Regions from separate parts of the Homo sapiens genome. Here regions 1 and 3 are each linked to region 2. A link is an interaction called in ENCODE POLR2A ChIA-PET data of the cell type or tissue named here. Cell type or tissue: OCI-LY7. All regions are shown on one strand. Links, peaks and the distances in the headings refer to the core of each region. The heading gives the core; the rest is flanking DNA.

Region 1 (7,640 bases), core at 1,762-6,761, 130 kb before region 2:
CAGGTGCAAAAGTCCACATAGTATATGATTCCATTTATATGAAATGTCCTAAATAGAAAAATCCATGGCCGGGCACGGTATCTCACGCCTGTAATCCCAGCACTTTGGGAGGCCGAGGTAGGCGAATCACCTGAGGTCAGGAGTTCGAGACCAGCCTCACCAACATGGCAAAACCCTGTCTCTACTAAATACAAAAAATTAGCCAGGCATGGTGGCGGATGCCTGTAATCTCAGCTACTTGGGAGGCTGAGGCAGGAGGATTGCTTGAACCTGGGAGGCAGAGGTTGCAGTGAGCCGAGATTGCGCCATTGCACTCCAGCATGGGCAAGAAGAACGAAACTCCGTCTCAAAAAAAAAAATAAATAAATAAATAGAAACATCCACAAAGACAGAAAGTAGACTAGTGATGGCCTGGGCTGGGGGAGGCAGTGACGGGGAAATAGAAATGACTGCTCAGGGGTGCAGGGTTTCTTTTTTGAGGTGACACAAACATTCTAAAATTGGTTGTGGTGATGGTTACCCAATTTTGTGAATATTCTAAGTGTCATTGACTGGTATACTTTATTTTATTTTATTTGAGACGGGGTGCAGTGGCACAACCTTGGCTCACTGCCACCTGTGCCTCCCAGGCTCAAGCGATCCTCCCACCTCAGCCTCCCAATAGCCGGGACTTCAGGCGTGTACCACAATGCCTGGCTAGTTTTTTGGTATTTTTGGTAGAGATGGGGTTTTGCCATGTTGCTCAGGCTGGTCTTGAACCCCTGAGTTCATGCGATCCACCCACCTTGGCCTACTAAAGTGCTAGGATTACAGATGTGAGCCACTGCACCTGGCCAGACTGGCACACTTTAAATGGGTGAGTTGTATGGTATGTGGATTGTATTTCAACAAAGCTGTTTAACCCTTTTCCTGTTTGCCCAGAGAATACTTGTTGATGCTTGCGGCTGTAGTGTTTACCCTGAGATAATGTTGCAATGAAATATCTCATTTTTATTATTATTTTCATATCACTCTAGTATATTGACATTAGAAACAAAAGACATCATTCTATTTACAGCATTCTAGTTTTAGTAGTGGTATTTCCATCTACAAAATATAGTAATCCTTGGCCGGGCGCGGTGGCTCATGCCTGTAATCCCAGCACTTTGGGAGGCTGAGGTGGGCGGATCACCTGAGGTCGGGAGTTCGAGACCAGCCTGACCAACATGGAAAAAACCCATCTCTACTAAAAATACAAAATTAGCCTGGCGTGGTGGCACATGCCTGTAATCCCAGCTACTTGGGAGGCTGAGGCAGGAGAATCGCTTGAACCTGGGAGGCGGAGGTTGCGGTAAGCTGAGATTGCACCATTGCACTCCAGCCCGGGCAACAAGAGCGAAACTCCATCTCAAAAAAAAAAAAAGTAATCCTCGATCGCTGAAAATGTCAAATCCTAGAAAACATAGCATTCCTACAAGTGATGTTAACATGTTCTCAAACAGTTGTTGGCCAAAGATTCATTTGATGAATTTGATTTTTCTGAAATAGATGATTTGGATGATTCAGACAGTTCTGATATTAGTTCTGTTTAGAAATAAATCCAAGAACAGTTTTTATATTTTATTTTCACATTGAAAATCAATCAGATGGCTGGGCACGGTGGCTCACGCTTGTAATCCCAGCACTTTGGGAGGCCGAGGCAGGCAGATCACAAGTTCAGGAGTTCAAGAACAGCCTGGCCAACGTAGTGAAACTCCCTCTCTACTAAAAATACAAAAATCAGCTGGGCATGGTGGCGGGTGCCTGTAATCCCAGCTACTCGGGAGGCTGAGGCAGGAAAATCGCTTGAACCTGGCAGGCGGAGGTTGCAGTGAGCCGAGATTGCGCCACTGCACTCCAGCCTGGGTGACAGAGCTAGACTCCATCTCAAAAAAAAAAAAAAAAAAATCAATCAGATTTCCTTCAGCCTCAAAGAGCATGTTTATGTAGAATTAAATCAGGGCTGGCAGCGAGCTGCACTTTTTTCTACTAAACAGGAAAAGGGTTAAAAAAAAAGACTCTGGCCTCAGTTTTTTCATCTCTGAAATGGAGATGATAGTTATTATATAAAGCACTTAGAACAGTGTGTAGTACATAGTAAGCCCTACATAATGGTTAACTATTACTGATATTATTATCATTACTGATATGTGTCTCCTAGGACACCCCTTAGCTGGTTTTAAGGCCCTCAAAAAGCTGAGTCAAAAGAATGCTTAGAAAGCACAAAGTCAGAAGTACGTGGACGTCCTTGTGGGATACTGCATCAGACCTTGGAAAGCCCTTCATTCTCTCATCTGTCAGTTATATGAATATGTGCCAGGCACTGCTCTTAGTGCTGGGAAAACAACAATGACCAAAATAGACACAATTTCCTGCTCGTATGAAGCTTTTATCTTAGTAGAGGAAGACTGAAAATGAACAAATAAACAAACAAAAAAATGGAGCAGGCGGAGATCAATATTCCGAAAAAACAAAAAGCAGGATGGAAACCGGGGAGCACGTTAGGTTGAGAGTCGAGGGAGTCCCCTCAGAGAAGGGGACATTCTGATCCTGAAAATGTCCTGGAGAAGGGCATTCTGGCTGTGGGAATAGCTGCTGCAAAGGTCCTGAAGAAGGAATGCACCAGGTATGTGGCAGGAAAAGAGAGAAGGCCAGTGTGGCTGGAATGTGTTGAGCTTGGAGGCAAGGAGTGGTGGGAAGCAAGGATGAAAACATAGGAAAAGCCTGCAGGTCATATGTGACAGCTGACTCCACGAGGGCCTCCGGTGAGCCCTGCCTTATTTTATTAATTTATTTGTTTTTTGAAGACAGAATCTCACTCTGTCACCCAGGCTAGCGTGCAGTGGAGCAATCTCGGCTCACTGCAACCTCTGCCTCCCAGCTTCAAGCGATTCTCCTGCCTCAGCTTCCCAAGTAGCTGGGAATACAGGTGCGCGACACTACCACCCAGCTAATTTTTGTATTTTTATTAGAGACGGGGTTTCACTATGTTGGCCAGGCTGGTCTCGAACTCCTGATCTCAAGTGATCCGCCCGCCTCGGCCTCCCAAAGTGCTGGGATTACAGGCATGAGCCACCATGTCCAGCCAATCCCTGCCTCTTGGTGTTAACTCCCTGTGTGGTCCCCCTCCACATTGAACAGGGCTATCCTGTGTCCGATAGGATATTAGAGAAATGATGGGGTGTGGCCGGGCATGGTGGCTCACGCCTGTAATCCCAGCACTTTGGGAGGCCCAGGTGGGCAGATCACGAGGTCAGGAGATTGAGACCATCCTGGCTAACAGTGAAACCCCGTCTCTACTAAAAATACAAAAAAATTGTCCAGGTGTGGTGGCGGGTGCCTGTAGTCCCAGCTACTCGGGAGGCTGAGGCAGGAGAATGGCATGAACCCAGGAGGCGGAGCTTGCAGTGAGCCGGGAACTCCAGCCTGGGCGACAGAGCGAGACCCCGTCTCAGAAAAAAAAAAAGAGAGAAATGATGGGTTGTGACTTCCAGGGATAGATCCTAAGAGACATTGAGGCCTCCTCCTTGTTCTTGCTTGGATCATTTGCTCTGGGGGAAGCCAGAAGCCATGTCCTGAGGACACTCAAACAGCCCAGTGGAGAGTCCACATCATGGGAACTGAGGCCTCCTGTCAACACCCAGCATTAACTTTTCATGTGAGTGAGGCACCTTGGGTGTCCTAGCCCCAGCCAAGCCTTCCAATGACTGCAGCCCTGGCTGAGATCTTGACTTTAACCTCATGACCCCAGAGCCAGGATTAGCCATCAGAGCTGCTCCCAGATTCCTGACCCACAGAAACTGTCTGAGATAATAGATGTGTATTGTTTTTTTTAAACTCTCTCTCTTTAAATTTTTTTTCCTTTGCTTTTCCTGTAAGTCAGGAAACAAAGATACATGTATTTATTTACTTATTTTTTTTGAGACAGGGTCTCGCTCTGTCACCCAGGCTGGAATGCAGTGGCGCAATCTAGGTTCACTGTAACTTCCACCTCCTGGGCCCAAATGATCCTCCAACTTCAACCTCCCAAGTAGCTGGGACTACAGGCATGTGCCACCATGCCCAGCTAATTGTTGTAGTTTTTGTAGAGACAGGGTTTCATCATGTTTGCCAAGGTGGTCTGGAACTCCTGACCTCAGATAATCCATCTGCCTCAGCCTCCCAAAGTGCTGGGTTTACAGGCATGAGCCATCACGCCTGGCCCAGATTTGTATTGTTTACGGCACCAAATTCCAGGCCAATTTATTATGCAGTAATAGACTACCAATATACCATAAGGACTTGGGATTTTAGTCTAAGTATGATGGAATGCCATTTAAGGAGTTCATGCAGAGGAGGGTCATGACCTGACTTCTGGTGTGGAAAGACCTTCTGGCTACTGGGTGGAATCTGAATAATAGGGAGCTAGAGAAGAAGCAGGGGTCTAGTTAGGAGCTTTTTTTTTGAGACAGAGTTTCACTCTGTCACCCAGGCTGGAGTGCAGTGGCGCGATCTTGACTCACTGCAAACTCTGCCTCTCGGGTTCACACCATTCTCCTGCCTCAGCCTCCAGAGTAGCTGGGACTACAGGCGCCTGCGAGCACGCCCAGCTAATTTTTTGTATTTTTAGTAGAGACGGGGTTTCACCATGTTAGCCAGGATGGTCTCCATCTCCTGACCTCGTGATCCACCCGCCTCGGCCTCGCAAAGTGCTGGGATTACAGGTGTGAGCAACCACGCCCAGCCGGAGCTTTTTTTTTTTTTTTTTTTTTGAGATGGAGTCTTGCTCTGTCGCCCAGGCTGGAGTGCAGTGGCACAATCTCGGCTCACTGCAACCTCCAGCTCCCGGGTTCAAGTGATTCTCCTGCCTCAGCCTCCTGAGTAGCTGGGATTACAGGCGCCCACCACCACGCCTGGCTAATTTTTGTATTTTTAGTAGAGATGGGGTTTCACCATCTCAGCCAGGCTGGTCTTGAACTCCTAACTTCATGATCCACCCGCCTTGGCCTACCAAAGTGCTGGGATTACAGACATGAGCCACTGAGCCCAGCCTTTGTTTTTTTTTTTTTTGTTTTTGATTTTGAGACAGAGTCTCCCTCTATCGCCCAGGCTGGAGTGCAGTGGCATGATCTTGGCTCACTGCAACCTCTGCCTCCCGGGTTCAAGTGATTCTCCTGCCTCAGCTTCCTGAGTAGCTGGCACTACAGGCACATGCCACCACGCCCAGCTAATTTTTGGATTTTTAGTAGAGACGGGGTTTCACCATGTTGGCCAGGATGGTCTCGATCTCTTGGCCTCGTGATCCGCCCACTTTGGCTTCCCAAAGTGCTGGGATTACAGGTGTGAGCCACCACACCTGGTGTTAGGAGCTATTAAACTAGTACAACAGGTGTTGATGATGGCCGGGACCCAGGTTGTAGAGTTGGAAATGACAGAAGCGGACATATTAGGGTTATAATTGGAGTTAGAACCCACAGAACTTGCTGACAGATGAATATGGTAAGGGAGGCAAGGGAAGAAATCAAACATGCCAGGTTTTGGCTGAAGCAACTGGATATTCGGCGGTGCCGTTTCCTGCCAAGGGGAGGCGGCTGGGATTACCGGCACCATGCCCGGCTGTTTGTTATTTTTAAAGACAGTGTCTTACTCTGTTGTCTTGGCTAGAGTGTATTGAAGCTGTCATAGCTCACTGAGGCCTCCAACTCCTGCCCTCGAGCAATCTTCCTGCCTCAGCCTCTCAGAAAAAAGTATTTCTAAGATGGAGAAGGGTGGGCCAAAAATAGCTCTAACTGTTTCAGGAAGCATGTCTTGTTACCCTACAAGGCCCTGACCATTCACTGACAAAGAGTGCTTCTCTGCGCGATGTTTGACTGCCTCTCCAATACTCTCCATCCTGTTTCAAACAATGTGTCTCCCTCTGTAGATGAGCCAGTGTTCTACTGGACTGGGAGGAACCCAGCTACCTCCTCCCATTAGCGTACCTCCCATATTGAAGCAACTCAGTTTTTTATTATTTTTTGAGACGGAGTCTTGCTCTGTAGCCCAGGCTGGAGTGCAGTGGTGTGATCTTGGCTCACTGCAAGCTCCGCCTCCCGGGTTCATGCCATTCTCCTGCCTCAGCTTCCCAAGTAGCTGGGACTGCAGGCACCCGCCACAACACCCGGCCAATTTTTTTTGTATTTTTAGTAGAGACGGGGTTTCACTGTGTTAGCCAGGATGGTCTCAATCTCCTGACCTCGTGATCCTCCGGCCTCGGCCTCCCAAAGTGCTGGGATTACAGGCGTGAGCCACCTCGCCTGGCCCCAACTCAGTTTTAGAGAACCCCAGAGGCAGCTATATAAATATTGTTTAGGTACAGCAGGGGGCTTCTTTGGCCCTTATAGATCTAGACACTGTTACTTAAACCCTGTTCGAAAGACTTCTTTGAGGCCGGACGCAGTGGCTCACGCCTGTAATTCCAGAACTTTTGTAGGACAAGGTGGGTGGATCACTGAGGTCAGGAATTCGAGATCAGCCTGACCAACGTGGTGAAACCCCATCTTTACTAAAAATACAAAAATTAGCCAGGTGTGGTGGCAGGCGCCTGTAATGCCCCCTATTCAGGAAACTGAGGCAGGAGAATTGCTTGAACCTGGGAGGCGGAGGTTGCAGTGAGCCGAGATCACACCATTGCACTCCAACCTGGGCAACAGAGCGAGACTCTGTCTCAGAAAAAAAAAAAAAAAAAAAAGAAGACTTCTTTGCAGGATCATAGGATCATATGTTCTCATGGTTGCTTCTGGTTCCCATGAACTGGTTTACTTGAGGGACTCTCCCCCCATCCCATGGGTGTAGTTCCTTATCCAAGAGCACAGACTGAGATGTGAAACATACCCTTGCCACTTGTCACTAAACCAACTGCTCACACAAGGTTTCTATACATGTAGAGATCTCTGTAGGACAGTTGGGAAGATGCAGGGATTTACATCGTAGAAACGTGAGCAGCTTTCAATTCAGTGTCAGTGTTTTTTCTCCAAAAGTCCTCTGCCATTTCCACCGTTCAGGCTCCAGCTTCCTTACACATGGCTCAGCCTTCCTCTCTGCTCTCTCCTCTCTTTCTCTTCCAATTCTAAATTTTTGGTTCATTTTTAAAATGCATGCTGGGTGTGGTGGCTCACGCCTGTAATCCCAGCACTTTGGGAGGTCGAGGCGGGAGGATCTCTCGAGGTCAGGAGTTTTAGACCAGCCTGGCCAACACAGCAAATTGGAGTTAGAACCCACAGAACTTGCTCTACTAAAAATACAAAATTAGCCAGGTGTGGTGGCGCACGCCTGTGATCCCAGCTACTTGGGAGACTGAGGTGGGAGGATTTCTTGAACCAGGAAGGCAGAGGTTGCAGTGAGCCTAGATCACACCACTGCACTCCAGCCTGAGCAACAGAGCAAGACTCCATTTAAAAAAAAAAAAAAAAAAAAGCAGCTGGGCATGGTGACTCACGCCCTGTAATCCCAGCACTTTGGGAGGCTGAGGTGGGTGGATCACCTGAGGTCAGGAGTTCGAGACCAGCCTGGGCAACATAGTGAAACCCTGTCTCTCCTAAAAATACAAAAAATTAGCTGGGAGTGCTGGTGGGCACCTGTAATCCCAGCTACTAGGGAGGCTG
Region 2 (7,640 bases), core at 2,315-7,314:
CTTGGCTTGCTCCAATGAGGTAGGGGCGAAGAGAGGGCAGAATGGCCCCCGTGCTGGTCCAGATGTGGCCAGCGCCAGATCGTATAGAGCCGTGGAGGCACGGTAAGGACTTGGGGTTTGAGGGAGATGAGGGCCCTGAGCAGGGGTGCCATGATCTAGCCTCTGCTCCAGAAGGATCTGTCTGGCTGCCATGTGGGGGACACGGAGTGGAGCAAAGACGGGAGCCCAGTGAGAGTCGAGGGAGAGGTGACCTCAGCTTGGGCTGCGGTGCAGGCCATGGGACTGGCAGGAGGTGGCTGGGGTTACGCTGTCTTTTCTAACATTCAGCATTGGCTCAGGGGCCAGGTCAGGGCTCACAGACTGTTGCTATAAAGGGCTGGGTGGCTTTCTTCCCCACAGCTACTCAGCCTAATGCCATTGCAGAGCACATGTAGCCATGGACAACACAAGGGGCGTATCCGTGTTCCAGGACAGCCATATTGACAGGAATAGGCAGGAGGCCAGATTTGGTCCTCAGGCTGTAATTTCTTGGCCCCTTGTCTAGGGAGAGGTAAACGAGGGGAGGAGAGATCAGTCAAGGATGACGTGAGGGTTTGCTGGGAGCACCAGGAATCCTGGAGAAGGTAGTGGCAAGAGGGTGCAGCAAGCTCAGCTGGGCGGGGATCAAGTCTGAGGACTTAATGTCTCCTCTGATCTCCAGACCCATAAGGGAGATGCTGAGTAGACAACTGGGGCTTATGGGTCTGGAGTTCAGAGGAGAGATCGGGAAGGTGTCCATTTGGAGTCATCCACGCAGAGATGTGTGAAGGCTGCTCAATGATTTTGAGGTTTAAAGAAAAAAAGAGATGTGAAACCAGGGGCCCTGATGAGGCTGCCCAGGTGGTAAGGAAGACAGAAGAGAAGCCATGGGACAGCTGAGCCCGGGCACCCTCAAGCCTTGGAGGCATGAAGTTTGGTGGGGATCTGGCAAAGAACACCTGGGAGCAGCCAGCGGGCAGCAGACCCCAGAGTAGCAGGGAAGACAAGCACTTCAAAGAGGCAGCGTCAGCCAGGGGCAGTGGCTCAGCTGTAATCCTAGCACTTTGGGAGGCCAAGGATGGCAGATCACCTGAGGTTAGGGGTTCGAGACTAGCCTGGCCAACATGGTGAAACCCTGTCTCTACTAAAAATAAAAAATTAGCCAGGCATTGGTGGTATGTGCCTGTAATCCCAGCTACTCGAGAGGCTGAGGCAGGAGAATCTCTTGAACCCGGGAGGCAGAGGTTGCAGTGAGCCGAGATCATGCCATTGCACTCCAGCCTGGGCAACAAGAGCGAAACTCCGTCTCAAAAAATAAAAAAGAAAAACAAAAATTAGCCAGGCGTGGTGGTGAGTGCCTGTAATCCCAGCTACTTGGGAAGCTGAGGCAGGAGAATCGCTTGAACCCGGGAGGCGGAGGTTGCAGTGAGCTGAGATCGCACCACTACACTCCAGCCTGGGTGACAGAGCAAGACTCCATCTCAAAAAAAAAAGAGAAAAAAAAGACTGGGCACAGTGGCTCATGCCTGTAATCCCAGCATTTTGGGAGGCCAAGGTGGGAAGATCACTTGAGCCCAGGAGTTCAACACCAGCCTGAGCAACATGGCGAAACCCTGTCTCTACCAAAAATACAAAAGTTAGCTGGGTATCGTGGCTCACACCTGTAATCCCAGCTACTTGGGAGCCTGAGGCAGGAGGATCGCTTGAACCTGGAGGTGGAGGTTGCAATGAGCCGAGATCACACCACTGTACTCCAGCCTGGGCGACAGAGTGTGAAACCCTGTCTCGAGAAAAGAAAAAAAAAAAAAAAGACAAATGGTTTAATCATCCAGCGCACATTTATTGAGCACTAGCTGGGTCCAGGCCTGAGTGAGGTGATGTGATTGTGTGCAGTAAAGAAAATGCCACCCCTAGCAACTGGTGTGCTGAAGACCACGCGTGCTGCTGCCTGTGGGGAGAGGCTTGACAGGTGCATCTGAGCAGGGAGAGCAGGCCCCATGGAGGAGAAACCAGGGAAGAGGGTTGGCAGGCACAGCTGCATGCCTCTGGGGTGCCTATCCTGGTTGGGACCCTGCCTTCCAGCCAGGTGTATCCCCCCAGGAGCCCTGTGCCAGGGAGCTCTCAGCAGCCTTGCATGCAGAGCCAGGGCTACTGCCCACACCTGCTGCCCTCCTGGAGATGGAAAGGCTTTGCTCAAGCAGCCAAGAACAGGGCTTTCTGGATCTGCAGATGCCCTGGCTCCAACCCTGGAGCTTCTGATTCCACAGAGCTGGGCTGCTTCCTCCTGGCCCCGGCCCCTGACCCTTGCCCTGTACCCCAGCCTTTGACGACCCCTATGCCCTGGTGGTGCTGGCTGAGGAGGAGCTGGTGGTGATTGACCTGCAGACAGCAGGCTGGCCACCGGTCCAGCTGCCCTACCTGGCTTCTCTGCACTGTTCCGCCATCACCTGCTCTCACCACGTCTCCAACATCCCGCTGAAGCTGTGGGAGCGGATCATTGCCGCCGGCAGCCGGCAGAACGCACACTTCTCCACCATGGTAGGTCTGGCCCTGGCCCCAGCCCCAGCCCCACCGCAAGCCAAACTCTCCCATGGACTTCTTGGTCTCTTTTTCTAGGAGTGGCCAATTGATGGTGGCACCAGCCTGACCCCAGCCCCACCCCAGAGGGACCTGCTGCTCACAGGGTAGGGTACTTTGATGCTACCCCACCTCTTCCCAGTAGGATATGTGGGGTGGGAGCAGAGCCCTGAGGTGGACGAGCCAGCCCCTGGGCATCCCGGCTGGCATCCCTCTCACGCCTGGCAGGTGGGTTCTGCCCACAGGCACGAGGACGGCACGGTGCGGTTCTGGGATGCCTCGGGTGTCTGCCTGCGGCTGCTCTACAAACTCAGCACTGTGCGCGTGTTCCTCACCGACACGGACCCCAACGAGAACTTCAGTGCCCAGGGCGAGGACGAGTGGCCCCCACTCCGCAAGGTGAGGCCAGGAGCCTGGGACCCAGGAAGGGCAGAGGCCAGCTGGGTCCTGTCCCCGTGGCTGCTCACAGGGCCCCTCCCCTTCTCCAGGTGGGCTCCTTTGACCCCTACAGTGATGACCCCCGGCTGGGCATCCAGAAGATCTTCCTCTGCAAGTACAGCGGCTACCTGGCTGTGGCAGGCACGGCAGGGCAGGTAGCAGGCTGGGCTGGGGAGGGGGAGCTGGGGAGGAGTGGTCGATGACTGGGGACAGCAGGGACAGGAGCCAACCACCTGCCTAACGCACATTCTGTGTCCTTTGCTTTTCCGGTGGATGGAGGTGGCTTGATCCCCTTGGCGGGAGGTCCCTGGGATGGTTGTTTCTTCTCCAGAAATCGGAATTAAGGGCTGGGCCGGGCACGGTGGCTCATGCCTGTAATCCCAGCACTTTGGGAGACCAAGGCAGGCGGATCACCTGAGGTCAGGAGTTCGAGACCAGCCTGGCCAACATGGTGAAACCCCATCTCTACTAAAAATATAAAAATTAGCCAGGCATTTGTGGCTCGTGCCTGTAATCCCAGCTACTGGAAGGCCGAGACAAGAGAATCACTTGAACCTGGGAGGCAGAGGTTGCAGTGAGCCGAGATTGTGCCACTGCGCTCCAGCCTGGGCAACAGAGCAAGACTTGTCTCAAAAAAAAAAAAAAAAAATGCAGGAGAGCTGGGGTTGGACAGAGGCCTTTGTCCTTCCTTGAGCCTTGGGCCCAGCTCCTTTGCTGTCCCCACTAGTAGCATCCTGCGGCCCTGCCGTCCCTTTGCTGAGGGCTTGCTGAGCCACCTGCCACCCTGCGCAGGTGCTGGTACTGGAACTGAATGACGAGGCAGCGGAGCAGGCTGTGGAGCAGGTGGAGGCCGACCTGCTGCAGGACCAAGAGGGCTACCGCTGGAAGGGGCACGAGCGCCTGGCAGCCCGCTCAGGGCCCGTGCGCTTTGAGCCTGGCTTTCAGCCCTTCGTGTTGGTGCAGTGTCAGCCCCCGGCTGTGGTCACCTCCTTGGCCCTGCACTCTGAGTGGCGGCTCGTGGCCTTCGGCACCAGCCATGGCTTTGGCCTCTTTGACCACCAGCAGCGGCGGCAGGTCTTTGTTAAGTGAGCAGGGGCGGCTGGGTCCCGGGGCTGGGAGTGGGGCCCGCGAGGACTCCCAGGACCTAGCAGCACTGACAGCCTGCCATCCCCCCAAGGTGCACACTGCACCCCAGTGACCAGCTGGCCTTGGAGGGCCCACTCTCCCGCGTCAAGTCCCTCAAGAAGTCCTTGCGTCAGTCATTCCGCCGGATGCGTCGGAGCCGGGTGTCCAGCCGGAAGCGGCACCCGGCTGGCCCCCCAGGAGAGGTGAGGCCTGAGGTGAGGCTGCGGCCGGCCACGCACCCAGGTTCGGCTCAGAGCAGCCAGCAGGGGGGCCACACGGCCCCTGCTCCCCAGGCTTGCTAGGCTACAAACAAGATTCAGGGTCCAGGTCGCATTGTGTGACCTCAGACAGGTCACGCTGCTTCTCTCTGCCTCAGCTTCCTGAGCAGAAAGGCAGTAACTGTAATGCTTATCCTAGAAGTAATCCCCAGTAAACGTTAGTGATTTCCTTTTTCTCTCTACAACATGCTGGGGGCCCAGGCAGGCTCCCCCAAGGGCACCTCCCTCTTGGACAAGGGTCCCTCTAGACGCAGGCCTGGCAGGTGGCTGGCATGGCTGTGGCCTGCCTTCCGATGCAAGGATCAGCACTGAGCGAAGCACTGTTCCTGGGGAGGGGAGTCCAGAGCTGACCCTTAGGCTGGCCCACCCCTTGCAGGCACAGGAGGGGAGTGCCAAGGCTGAGCGGCCAGGCCTCCAGAACATGGAGCTGGCGCCTGTGCAGCGCAAGATCGAGGCTCGCTCGGCAGAGGACTCCTTCACAGGCTTCGTCCGGACCCTGTACTTTGCTGACACCTACCTGAAGGACAGTGAGTGGCCAGCCTGGGGTTGGGGGGCAGGGGGTAGTGGGCAGCAGACACCCCCTGACCTGGGGGCATGCCGGGGGCTGCTGCCTGCCTGGCTGGTAGGAGCTAAGAGGTTTCCCCTTGTGAGCAGGGGCAGACTGCAGCCCCTGCCTGCTTACTCCCCTCCCCTGCCTCAGCCTCTGAGTCAGCTTCCCTTGGCTTTATATCCAGGCCGTAGCACCCTTTAGAAGCATGGCCTCAGACCCATCACTTAGCCTTTCAGGGCCTCAGCTTGCTTCTCTGTAAATGAGGAAGTGACAGCTTCCTCCTAGAGCAGCTGTGACGATCGGGGACAGCAGAGCCTGCTGGTCTCCAGATGACGTGTCTCTCCCTGGCTGGTTCTCCCCTGCTGTATCACAGCAAGGGCTGAGCTGACCTGGGATTGGGGTCTTCTATGTTGGGGCCTGTGTGGTTGTCAGAGAGCCTTCCAGCCTCTCCCAGGAGGGAAAACCTGGGAGTAAACCCTGGTTGCCCAGCTCCACCCGACTCCCACGCTAAGGGTCAGACACCCAAACATGGCTTCTCGGCAGGCTCCCGGCACTGCCCCTCGCTGTGGGCTGGCACCAATGGGGGCACCATCTATGCCTTCTCCCTGCGTGTGCCTCCCGCCGAGCGGAGAATGGATGAGCCTGTGCGGGCAGAGCAGGGTGAGTGCTGGGCAGGGAGAGCAGAGGGTGCTCGGGCTGCCTGGGCTGGGTCCAGGGAGTGGCTCCAGCCCTGCCACCCCCTCACCAGCCCCAACACCCACCTCCTCCCCCTAGCCAAGGAGATCCAGCTGATGCACCGGGCGCCGGTGGTGGGCATCCTGGTGCTCGACGGACACAGCGTACCCCTTCCCGAGCCCCTCGAAGTGGCCCATGATCTGTCGAAGAGCCCTGACATGCAGGGAAGCCACCAGCTGCTCGTCGTATCAGAGGAGCAGTTCAAGGTGCCACACGGGCAGCGGCGGGTCTCCCTGGGACTCCCCGGGACATCCAGGAGGCTCGGACCTTGGGCAAAAATGATGGCTGGGACTCAGTCTTGTTTGCAGTTGGTGTCTGAGGGGCTGCAGAAGTACAGGAAATAAGTGAGGGGGGAGTCTCGTGTGAGGACACTGAGGCAGGACAGGGGGCCAGGCGCGGTGACTCATGCCTGTAATGCCAGCACTTTGGGAGGCCAGATCACAAGGGCAGGAGTTCGAGATCAGCCTGGCCAATATGGTGAAACCCTGACTACTAAAAATACAAAAAAAAATAGCCCGGCATGGGCCAGGCGCGGTGGCTCATGCCTGTAATCCCAGCACTTTGGGAGGCCGAGGCGGGCAGATCACAAGGTCAGGAGATCGAGACCATCCTGGCTAACACGGTGAAACCCCGTCTCTACAAACAAATGCAAAAAAATTAGTTAGGCGTGGTGGCGGGCACCTGTAGTCCCAGCTACTCAGGAGGCTGAGGCAGGAGAATGGCGTGAACCCAGGAGGCGGAGCTTGCAGTGAGCCGAGATTGTGCCACTGCCCTCCAGCCTGGGCGACAGAGCGAGATTCCGTCTCAAAAAAAAAAAAAAAAACCAGCATGGTGGTGGACGCCTGTAATCCCAGCTCTACTCGGGAGGCTGAGGCAGAAGAATTGCCTGAGGCGGAGGTTGCAGTGAGCCGAGATCACACCACTGTACTCCAGCCTGGGCGACAGAGCAAGACTCCATCTCGGAGGAAAAAAAAAAAAATCCAGATAGGGAAGTCGGTGACCTCGGCATCCTCCCAGGCCATGTCTGTGCATCTGAGAGCCAAGGGTTTGTCAGGACACCGGGAGGCATGTGGGGAGGGGAGGGCCCAGCAGCAGCAGCACAGGGCAGGAGAACTGGTTTGGCCATGGGCATGAACAACCACCCCACGCCCCCAGGTGTTCACGCTGCCCAAGGTGAGTGCCAAGCTGAAGTTGAAGCTGACGGCCCTGGAGGGCTCAAGAGTGCGGCGGGTCAGCGTGGCCCACTTCGGCAGTCGTCGAGCCGAGGACTACGGGGAGCACCACCTGGCAGTCCTTACCAACCTGGGCGACATCCAGGTGGTCTCGCTGCCCCTGCTCAAGCCCCAGGTGCGCTACAGCTGCATCCGCCGGGAGGACGTCAGTGGCATCGCCTCCTGCGTCTTCACCAAATATGGCCAAGGTGTTTGAGCCGGGCTGGGTGGGTGTCGGGGCCCCGGGCACTGCACGGACGGGAAGGGTGGCCAGGGGTGTTGTGGCCACGGCCAGACTGGATGGGCCTTAAGCGGAGAACTGCGAGGGAGCACTAGCCCCTACTCCCCCAGGTGGGGAGGCAGCCTTGGCAGCCGCCAGGCCAGGCCGCTAGCATTGCCCCCACTCCCCAGGCTTCTACCTGATCTCACCCTCGGAGTTTGAGCGCTTCTCTCTCTCCACCAAGTGGCTGGTGGAGCCCCGGTGTCTGGTGGATTCAGCAGAAACCAAGAACCACCGCCCTGGTAACGGTGCGGGCCCCAAGAAGGCCCCGAGCCGAGCCAGGTGAGTGAAAGGGCCAGAGGCCTCTCCCGCCCCTCCCGCCCCTCCCTGCCCTCTCTGAGATACCGAGGCTCCCACTGCTGCCTGGCTGGAGGCACCTCCCCACGAGCTCAGCCCACCCTCCCAGGCTCCGGCTCTCCTTGCCTCTT
Region 3 (7,640 bases), core at 2,335-7,334, 84 kb before region 2:
CATAGGCTGAGGCAGGAAGATCGCTGGAGCCTGAGAGGTGTAAGCTGCAGCGAACCATGCCCACGCCACTGCATCCAGCCTGGGCAGCAGAGCAAGACCCTGTCTCAATTTAAAAATATATATATATGTATGTATGTATGTATGTATGTATGTATGTATGTATGTATGTATAACCTGGAATTCCCTTCATCCCCAGAAATTTTGGTTCAGTAGGTCCGGAGTGGAGCCTAGACATCCACCACATTTTTAAAAGCTGTGGTGTCTAAGATTTTGGGCTGACAGTCCCGATTAAGGTGAAGCCTTGACTAAGCTGCGGAATGCCTCGGGTTGTTCCTGTTGCTGTTTCATTGGGATCATTGCATTCATTCATTCATTCATTTATTCATTCATTCATTCAGCAAGTATTCACTGAGCTTGTGTGTGCCATGCACTGTCTCAGCAGTTGGATGGTGAGGGTGTGTGGAAATGGAAGAATTCAGAGCCTGTTTTTAAGGAATTTGCAGTCTGGCGGGAGAGCCAGCTGTGTCAATCTGTGATTACAGTTCTGTAAGGTGCAGGCTGCAGGCCAGGTTGCCCAGGACACCATTGACATGTAAACCTCCCCTGAAGTGCAGCCCTGGGTTTTGGGAAAATGTCCCAGAGGAGGTGATGTTTGAGCTGAGTCTTGAAGGAGAAGCAAGAGTTGACTGGGGTGGGGCACGTGATTCTCGCTGGGAAACACATCAAGTATGTGAACATGAGCTGAAGGGGCTCGGCTCGTGTCAGGAGGAGCAGGAAAGGAGGCCAGGGAGGCTGGCACATCTGAAGGGTCTCCAGGAGCACACACAAGAATCGGACTTGATTTTAAGGGTAAATAGGTCATTTGACCAACCAGGCAGGCCCTGCTCTGGCCAAGGTGTTCCAGTGGGTTTGGAAAAGTTAGAGACAGTGTGGGGTGGAGTTTGGGCAAGCATAAGGCCAGGGTCAAGAATGTTCTAGAGGTGATTGGGTGAGACAGTCACTGTGAGAGGAAAGGTGACTCTGGCAGTAGAGCCAGGTGGCAAGTTCAAGTTTTTTTCTTTTCTTTTTTTTTTTTTTTGAGACAGAGTCTAGCTCTGTCACCCAGGCTGGAGTGCAGTGGCGTGATCTTGGCTCACTGCAACCTCTGCCTCCCGGTTCAAGTGATTCTCATGCCTCAGCCACCCAAGCAGCTGGGATTACATGCATGCACCACCATGCCCAGCTAATTTTTGTATTTTTAGTAGGGATGGGGTTTCACCATGTTGGCCTGGCCAGGCTGGTCTCAAATGCCTGACCTCAAGTAGTGCACCCATCTCAGCTTCCCAAAGTGCTGGGATTACAGGCGTGAGTTCGGCCCGAGTTCAGGTTTTTGGACACATTGACTCCTAGGTCCCTGTGAAGCAGCTGTAGGCCCGTTCAGCAGACGGGTCCACATTCAGGGTAGCGGTCAGACTTGAAGTAAAATAGGAGTTGTAGGCTTGTTGGTGGCAGGTGACTCTGTGACTGTGGATGAGGTTGCTCTGGAAACCTACAGAGGTTGGTAACGTGTCCTAGGTGGCCTATGGGGTAGACGGATGGGGAAGAACAGTCAGAGTCAACGGAGAAAACAGGAGAGAAGCCAGGAATGGGGGAGTCCTGACAGGGAAAGGCTGGGCCACAAGGTCGCCTAAGATGATGTGGTTGGTCCCTGCGTCGTCGGGGCCTACACTGTCCACACCTTGTCCCATTCATCCTTGGTGAGATGGGAGTGTGCCTCTGCACAGTCCTGCCCTGGGAATAGCTGCCTTTTTTTCTGTTATGTCCTTCCTAATGTTTCAGTGTTACAATATCCTCTCTTTCATGAAATGGTAGTTATAGAAGATGGTGGGTTTTTTCCCTCCCTGCCCCTTTCTTCCGTCCCTCCCTCCCTCCCTCCCAACCTCCCTCCCTCCCTGACAGAGCTGGAAGGTTTTTTTCCTTCATGTCTTTCCTAGGAACAGTGAAATGCTAGCATCTCTTTTTTGTTGTTGTTTTTTTGAGACAGGGTCTCATTTTGTCATTTAGGCTGGAGTGCAGTGGCACAATCACAGCTCACTACGACCTTGACCTCCTGAGCCCAAGCAATCCTCCTGCCTCAGCCTCCTGAGTAGCTGGGTGCATGCCACTATGCCCAGCTAATTTTTTCTTTCTGATTTTTTGTACAGATGGGGTTCCTCTATGTTGCCCAGACTAGTCTTTAACTCTTAGGTTCGAGTGATCCACCTGCCTCCACCTCCCAAAGTGCTGGGATTACAGGTGTGAGCCACCACGCCTGGCCAAAAGATAGCATCTCTATGTTAGTTTCCCTCTCTCCATTTAAAAAAAGATATATTTTAGGCCAGGCACAGTGGCTCACGCCAGTCATCCCAGCACTTTGGGAGGCCAAGGCGGGCAGATCACTTGAGGTCAGGAGTTCAAGACCAGCCTGGCCAACATGATGAAACCTCGTCTCCACTAAAAGTACAAAAAATTAGCCCGACATGGTGGTGTGTGCCTGTAATCCCAGCTACTCGGGAGGCTGAGGCGGGAGAATCACCAGAACCCGGGAGGCAGAGGTTGCAGTGAGCCGAGATCGTGCCACTGCACTCCAGCCTAGGAGACTAAGCAAGACTCTATCTAAAAAAAAAAAAAAAAATTGTCCATGCAATCAAAGACTGGCCCCCTTGCAATAAATTGGGAGATCAGTGGTGAGCACAGCCTGGGTGGGCAGGGAGCTCGCCAGGGGCAGTGGGGAAAGTGAGTTGGGGAACATGGAATAAAAGAAAAAGTTGTTTTGTTTTTTAATTTGGCTGTAAAGAGTAGGGTAGGAGGCTGTGCACTTGAACAGTTTGTAATTTGGTGGAGATGGACATGGTCACACCTTGAGAGGCCAGAGCTGGTAGGGGAAGAGATGTGAGGATCCCAGAGGAGGGGAAGGATGAAGGGCCAGGGAAGGGGAGGGTTGGGGCCCGCGTGCCTTGCATAGCCTTGGCCTGGCAGTGACGCCCAGCGCCTCCTGCTTGCCTGCAGGGCGAGCCTCCCTCAGCCCTGGGCCTGTCCACGCGGAAGGCCCTCAGCGTCCTGAAGGAGCAGCTGGAGGCAGTGCTGGAAGGACATCTCAGGGAGCGGAAGAAGTGTCTGACGTGGAAGGTGAAGCTTCTTCTCGGGGCTACCAGGGCCTGGCTGGGATGGCAGGGAAGTGTGGGAGGCCCCTTCTCAGGACTCTGATGTACCCTGTCACCCTGGACAGTGTGACCCAACTGAGGCCTCATGAAATATCAGAAAGAAGCCAAGGTTCCCCTCAGAGTGGCTCCTGAGCCTGCTTGCTGCAGGAGCCCAACAGGCTGGAGCCCAGCCGAGGTCAAAGAGAGGGGACCAAGGCGGCCATGGGGGCTGGGAAGGGTGCCGGGGGAGGCAGCCAGATTGGAGTGGGACAGGCCTCTCATTGTCCCCTCCCTGTCCGAACTTCCCAGGAGGTGTGGAGAAGCAGCTTCCTCCACCACAGTAACCGCTGCTCCTGCTTCCACTGGCCGGGGGCCTCACTCATGCTACTGGCCGTGCTGCTGCTGCTGGGCTGCTGCGGGGGACAGCCAGCCGGGAGGTGTGCGCCCAGGGGCTGCTCCCCAACCTCTCCAGCTGTGCTGTCCATCCTGCCGCGGCACCTGGGACAGACCAGGGCTCTTGGGGGCTGTCACCCCCAAGCTGCTCCTGGGATGTAAGGGAACCTCCTCAGTCCCTTGAATGGGGTCAGAGGCCTAGCTGGTGTCAGGGCACCAGAACGGGACAGTCTTTCCACAAGGGACTGGGGTGGGAAGGGGAGCTGTGGCCTGGGGGCTGCTGGGTGGGCGAGCCCTCACTCCCTGTGGGTGCGGCCTCTCTTTCCTCCCACCAGCCGTGGGGTGGGGCTGGTGAATGCCTCGGCCTTGTTCCTGTTACTGCTTCTCAACCTTGTGCTCATCGGGCGGCAAGACCGGCTGAAGCGTCGGGAGGTAGAGCGGAGGCTGCGAGGGATCATTGACCAAATCCAAGGTGAGGTCAAGGGCAGGCATATTGGTGGGAAAAGATGACCGGACATATCAGAGCCCTGAGGGCTCCCCTCCTGCACCCCAGCACAGACGGGTTGCCTGTGGCCAGCATTGCAGGGGCTCTTGTCATCTGGGGAGTTAGAAGGATGCCCACTCTCTTTTGAGCAGGGCAGTGAGAGCTGTGGGATGGTGGTGGGTGCCCAGGCAGAGGGCTGGGCAGGCAGGAAGGCCAACAGTGGCAGGTGGGCTTGCAGGCTGGCTCACGTTGGGAAACCAACAGGGAAGTCCTCTCACATGGCAGGAGGATGATTGAAGTTTTCTCGTTCAAGTCCATCTTGTCTGGTGTACTGTGCTGGGAGACATGGGAAGGTGGGCAGACATACCTGCAGGAATTGGGGTGGGGTAGGGGCCGGGAGCCTGAGATGGAGCAGCCCAGCTCCAAAAGGGAGGGGAGTGGCTTGGATTTCTGCTTGGCCTTTCATTCAGGCGGTGTTTATGAAGCTTGGCTGCGGATTGAGGGTTGTTGAGGCTCTTTTGAGGGACGGTGGCTCCTGCTGTCCAGGGGCATGTGGTGCTGTGGGAGAAGCAGCACCCACTCATGAGACCTTTCTCCAACAGACCTGGGCAGTGGACGTTTAGATGCTAAGTGAGTTTGTCCTTTCGTTCTGAGATGGTTAATTGCCACCATGTGCCAGGCACTGGGAGTGCAATGGTGATGGCAAAAGATGGGCCCTGCTTTCCGGAGCTTAGTCTCCTGCCCAGGAGCATCAGTGGCTCCCTTTTGCTTATGGAAGCCATCCCAGAGGCACGAGTGGCCTCCCAGAGCCTCCAACACAGGCTCACCTTCCTCTCCAGCCTCTTCTCTTCCTCCTCATTCTGATGCTGAAACTACTCACCAGTCCTAGGCCCACTGTGTATCAGCCTCTGCCTCTGTGCCTCTCTCCACTGTTCTCTGCTGGTGAGCTTCTCCCTCACTCATCTCCAGCTGACAAAACCATTCTTCCAGGCCCATCCCCAGTGCTTCCTCTTTCAGGAAGCCACCTCTGATCGCCCCAGCAAATCGGTTTGCTCCCTCTTCTGGACTCCTGCAGCACAGGGATCTTTGTTAATGCTTAGCCGTGTTTGCCTTGTTTGGCGTTATCTGTCCACATGTCTCATCTGCCCCACTGGGTTGTGGCTCCTTGAGGAGCTATGTTGTTGTCTCCACCTTGCACCCCTCACAGGCCCTCTGCAATGTTTGTGAAGTGTATCTGAATGGGATGGGGGTACAAAGAACGAGAGCTCCAGGTGTTGAGAGGAGGTAGAGGCTCTGGGGCTGGAGTGGCCGGGTAGGGCTTTATAAGGGAGGCATCCTTGAAAGCAGGGAAGTGTTGGAACGAGTGGAGGGGTTTGACGCAGACCTCCTGGGAGAGGAAGTGGGCAGACAGTGCTTCCGGAAGTGCTGCTGTATCTGACTGGGGGGCAGGGCCGTGGCTGAGAGGGTTGTTTCCCTCTTTCCATTCCCCTCAGATGCCCTCAGGGATGGCAGGGAGATCCAGTGGCCCAGTGCCATGTATCCAGACCTCCACATGCCTTTTGCGCCATCCTGGTCCTTGCACTGGGCCTACAGAGACGGACACCTGGTCAACCTGCCAGTCAGCCTGCTGGTTGAAGGAGACATCATAGCTTTGAGGCCTGGCCAGGAATCGTTTGCTTCTCTGAGGGGGATCAAGGTAGCTTGAGGCTTTCCTTCTCCCTTGGAAATGCGGTGGGAACATCCACAGGCAACGATGGGAGGGTCCCCAGACTTCATCCGGAAGCTTCCCGGCCAGCTTACTGGCTTTTTGGCAGAGGCTCTGGAACATCTTCCTCCACCCTGCTGTTCTTTTTTTTGAAACAGGGTCTCACCCTGTCGCCCAGGCTGGAGTGCAGTGGCACGATCTCAACTCACTGAAGCCTCTGCCTCCTGGGTTCAAGCGATTCTCCCACCTCAGCCTCCCCAGTAGCTGGGATTACAGGCACATGCCACCACACCTCAACTGGCTTATTTTTTATTTTTTGGTAGAGATGGGGTTTCGGCATGTTGGCCAGGCTGGTTTCGAACTCCTGACCTCAGGTGATCCACCTGCCTTGGCCTCCCAAAGTGCTGGAATTACAGGTGTGAGCCACCACGCCTGGCCCCCTGTGCTGTTCTTTATTCTCGCTAAAAGTCTAGTCCCACAGGCCCTGTCCCAGTGGACTCTGGGCTAACTGATGGCTCCTAACCCCAGCGAATGTCTGTACTTAGATGAATTGTCCAGGAAGAGTGGCCTCTGATAGGACCCTCTCGTTCCCACTCTCCCACTTGCTGCCGGCAGGATGACGAGCACATCGTCCTGGAGCCGGGAGACCTCTTCCCCCCCTTCTCCCCTCCACCCTCACCCCGGGGAGAAGTGGAGAGAGGGCCACAGAGCCCCCAGCAGCACCGGCTTTTCCGTGTCCTTGAGACCCCTGTGATTGACAACATCAGGTAGGGGTGCTGCCCCGCCTCCTCCTGTCCCTGGTGTCTTCTGTGAAGAGGGGAATGGGACTGACAAGGAAGGGGCCCCGTTCATCTCGAGGTTCTCTTGAGGGCAGGCATCTCCTTAGGCTCCTGTCCTTAACATCTTGTGAGAATTCTTAGACTGAGTGGTGCCCTCTCCCAGTCTCTACTCTGAGGGGACAGCTCTGGAGGTGAACACGGGCTAGGGCCAGGGCAGAGCGTGGAACTGCAGGACTCACGGTGCTTGAAGAAGCGGTATCTGGCAGAGAGGCCCAGAATCCTCCCAAGGTGTAGGTTTCTAGCCTCTCTGCCAAGTGAGACTGACAGTCACTTCTTTCTGCAGATGGTGCCTGGACATGGCCCTGTCCCGACCAGTCACTGCCCTGGACAATGAGCGGTTCACAGTGCAGTCGGTGATGCTACACTATGCTGTGCCCGTGGTCCTGGTGCGTGTGGCGGGGCTGTGCGGGGCTGCATGGGGCAGAGGAGAGGGCTGGACACGGGGGGGTCTCAGGGCCACTCACATGAGCGGGAGTGAATGCAGAGGGTCCCAGAGTGAGCCAGCCTGTGGAGTAGCAAAGGAAGGGGAACGGCAGTGCCTGGGTCCCTCTAGAGGGGCGGGGTCAAGGCTGTGCCTCTGCTGTTCCCAACAGGCCGGCTTCCTCATCACCAATGCCCTGCGCTTCATCTTCAGTGCCCCGGGGGTCACTTCCTGGCAGTACACCCTCCTCCAGCTCCAGGCAAGGACCACCCTGTCCTCTCTGTCATGCTTCCCTCCGACCCGCAGGGCTGGCTCTTCTCCTAGTACCCTGGCTGTCCCTCCCTCTCTGCAGCCCAGAGGTCCCCTCACGCTTCAGCTTAAGAACACCTCTTTCCAGCTGGGCGTGGGGACTCAGGCCTGTAATCCAAGCACTTTGGGAGGCCACGGCAGGCAGATCATGAGGTCAAGAGATCGAGACCATCCTGGCCAATATGGTGAAACCCCGTCTCTACTAAGAATATAAAAATTAGCTGGGCGTGGTGGCACGTGCCTGTGGTCCCAGCCATTCAGGTGGCTGAGGTGGGAGAATCCCTTGAACCTGGGAGGTGGAGGTTGCAGTGAGCCGAGATCACGCCAC

What was found. Peaks named below come from ENCODE experiments on the same cell type or tissue, not always from the same donor. Only the 100,000 strongest peaks of a DNase experiment are listed, where the experiment ranks them.
Region 1: POLR2A ChIA-PET joins it to region 2 with 5 read pairs; 11 of 35 experiments call an interaction of 5 or more read pairs at or near these places.
Region 3: POLR2A ChIA-PET joins it to region 2 with 5 read pairs; 4 of 35 experiments call an interaction of 5 or more read pairs at or near these places.

Annotation. Positions count from the first base shown.
Region 1 is chr17:75,438,600-75,446,239 of GRCh38, forward strand. No RefSeq gene overlaps it. Among named protein-coding and RNA genes, the nearest start is that of TMEM94, 14 kb to the right of the region's middle. In OCI-LY7, for the core only: no CTCF peak of the experiment used is centred there; no DNase peak of the experiment used is centred there.
Region 2 is chr17:75,566,138-75,573,777 of GRCh38, forward strand. It overlaps LLGL2 (LLGL scribble cell polarity complex component 2), which reads left to right. Exons shown (of 26, transcript NM_001031803.2): 11 at 2,339-2,556; 12 at 2,635-2,702; 13 at 2,841-2,994; 14 at 3,084-3,188; 15 at 3,826-4,118; 16 at 4,211-4,361; 17 at 4,813-4,963; 18 at 5,530-5,646; 19 at 5,761-5,927; 20 at 6,877-7,141; 21 at 7,344-7,494. Among named protein-coding and RNA genes, the nearest start is that of MYO15B, 18 kb to the right of the region's middle. RefSeq lists enhancers at 752-901, 4,993-5,122, 5,233-5,402. In OCI-LY7, for the core only: no CTCF peak of the experiment used is centred there; a DNase peak (open chromatin) is centred at 5,254; H3K4me3 peaks cover 815 bases; H3K27ac peaks cover 1,316 bases.
Region 3 is chr17:75,482,401-75,490,040 of GRCh38, forward strand. TMEM94 (transmembrane protein 94) reads left to right here. Exons shown (of 32, transcript NM_014738.6): 3 at 3,028-3,147; 4 at 3,471-3,598; 5 at 3,890-4,026; 6 at 5,532-5,734; 7 at 6,359-6,510; 8 at 6,866-6,968; 9 at 7,176-7,262. Among named protein-coding and RNA genes, the nearest start is that of MIR6785, 12 kb to the right of the region's middle. RefSeq lists an enhancer at 5,667-5,716. In OCI-LY7, for the core only: a CTCF peak has its summit at 5,084 (motif pointing left); DNase peaks (open chromatin) are centred at 5,131 and 5,451; H3K4me3 peaks cover 867 bases; H3K27ac peaks cover 1,385 bases.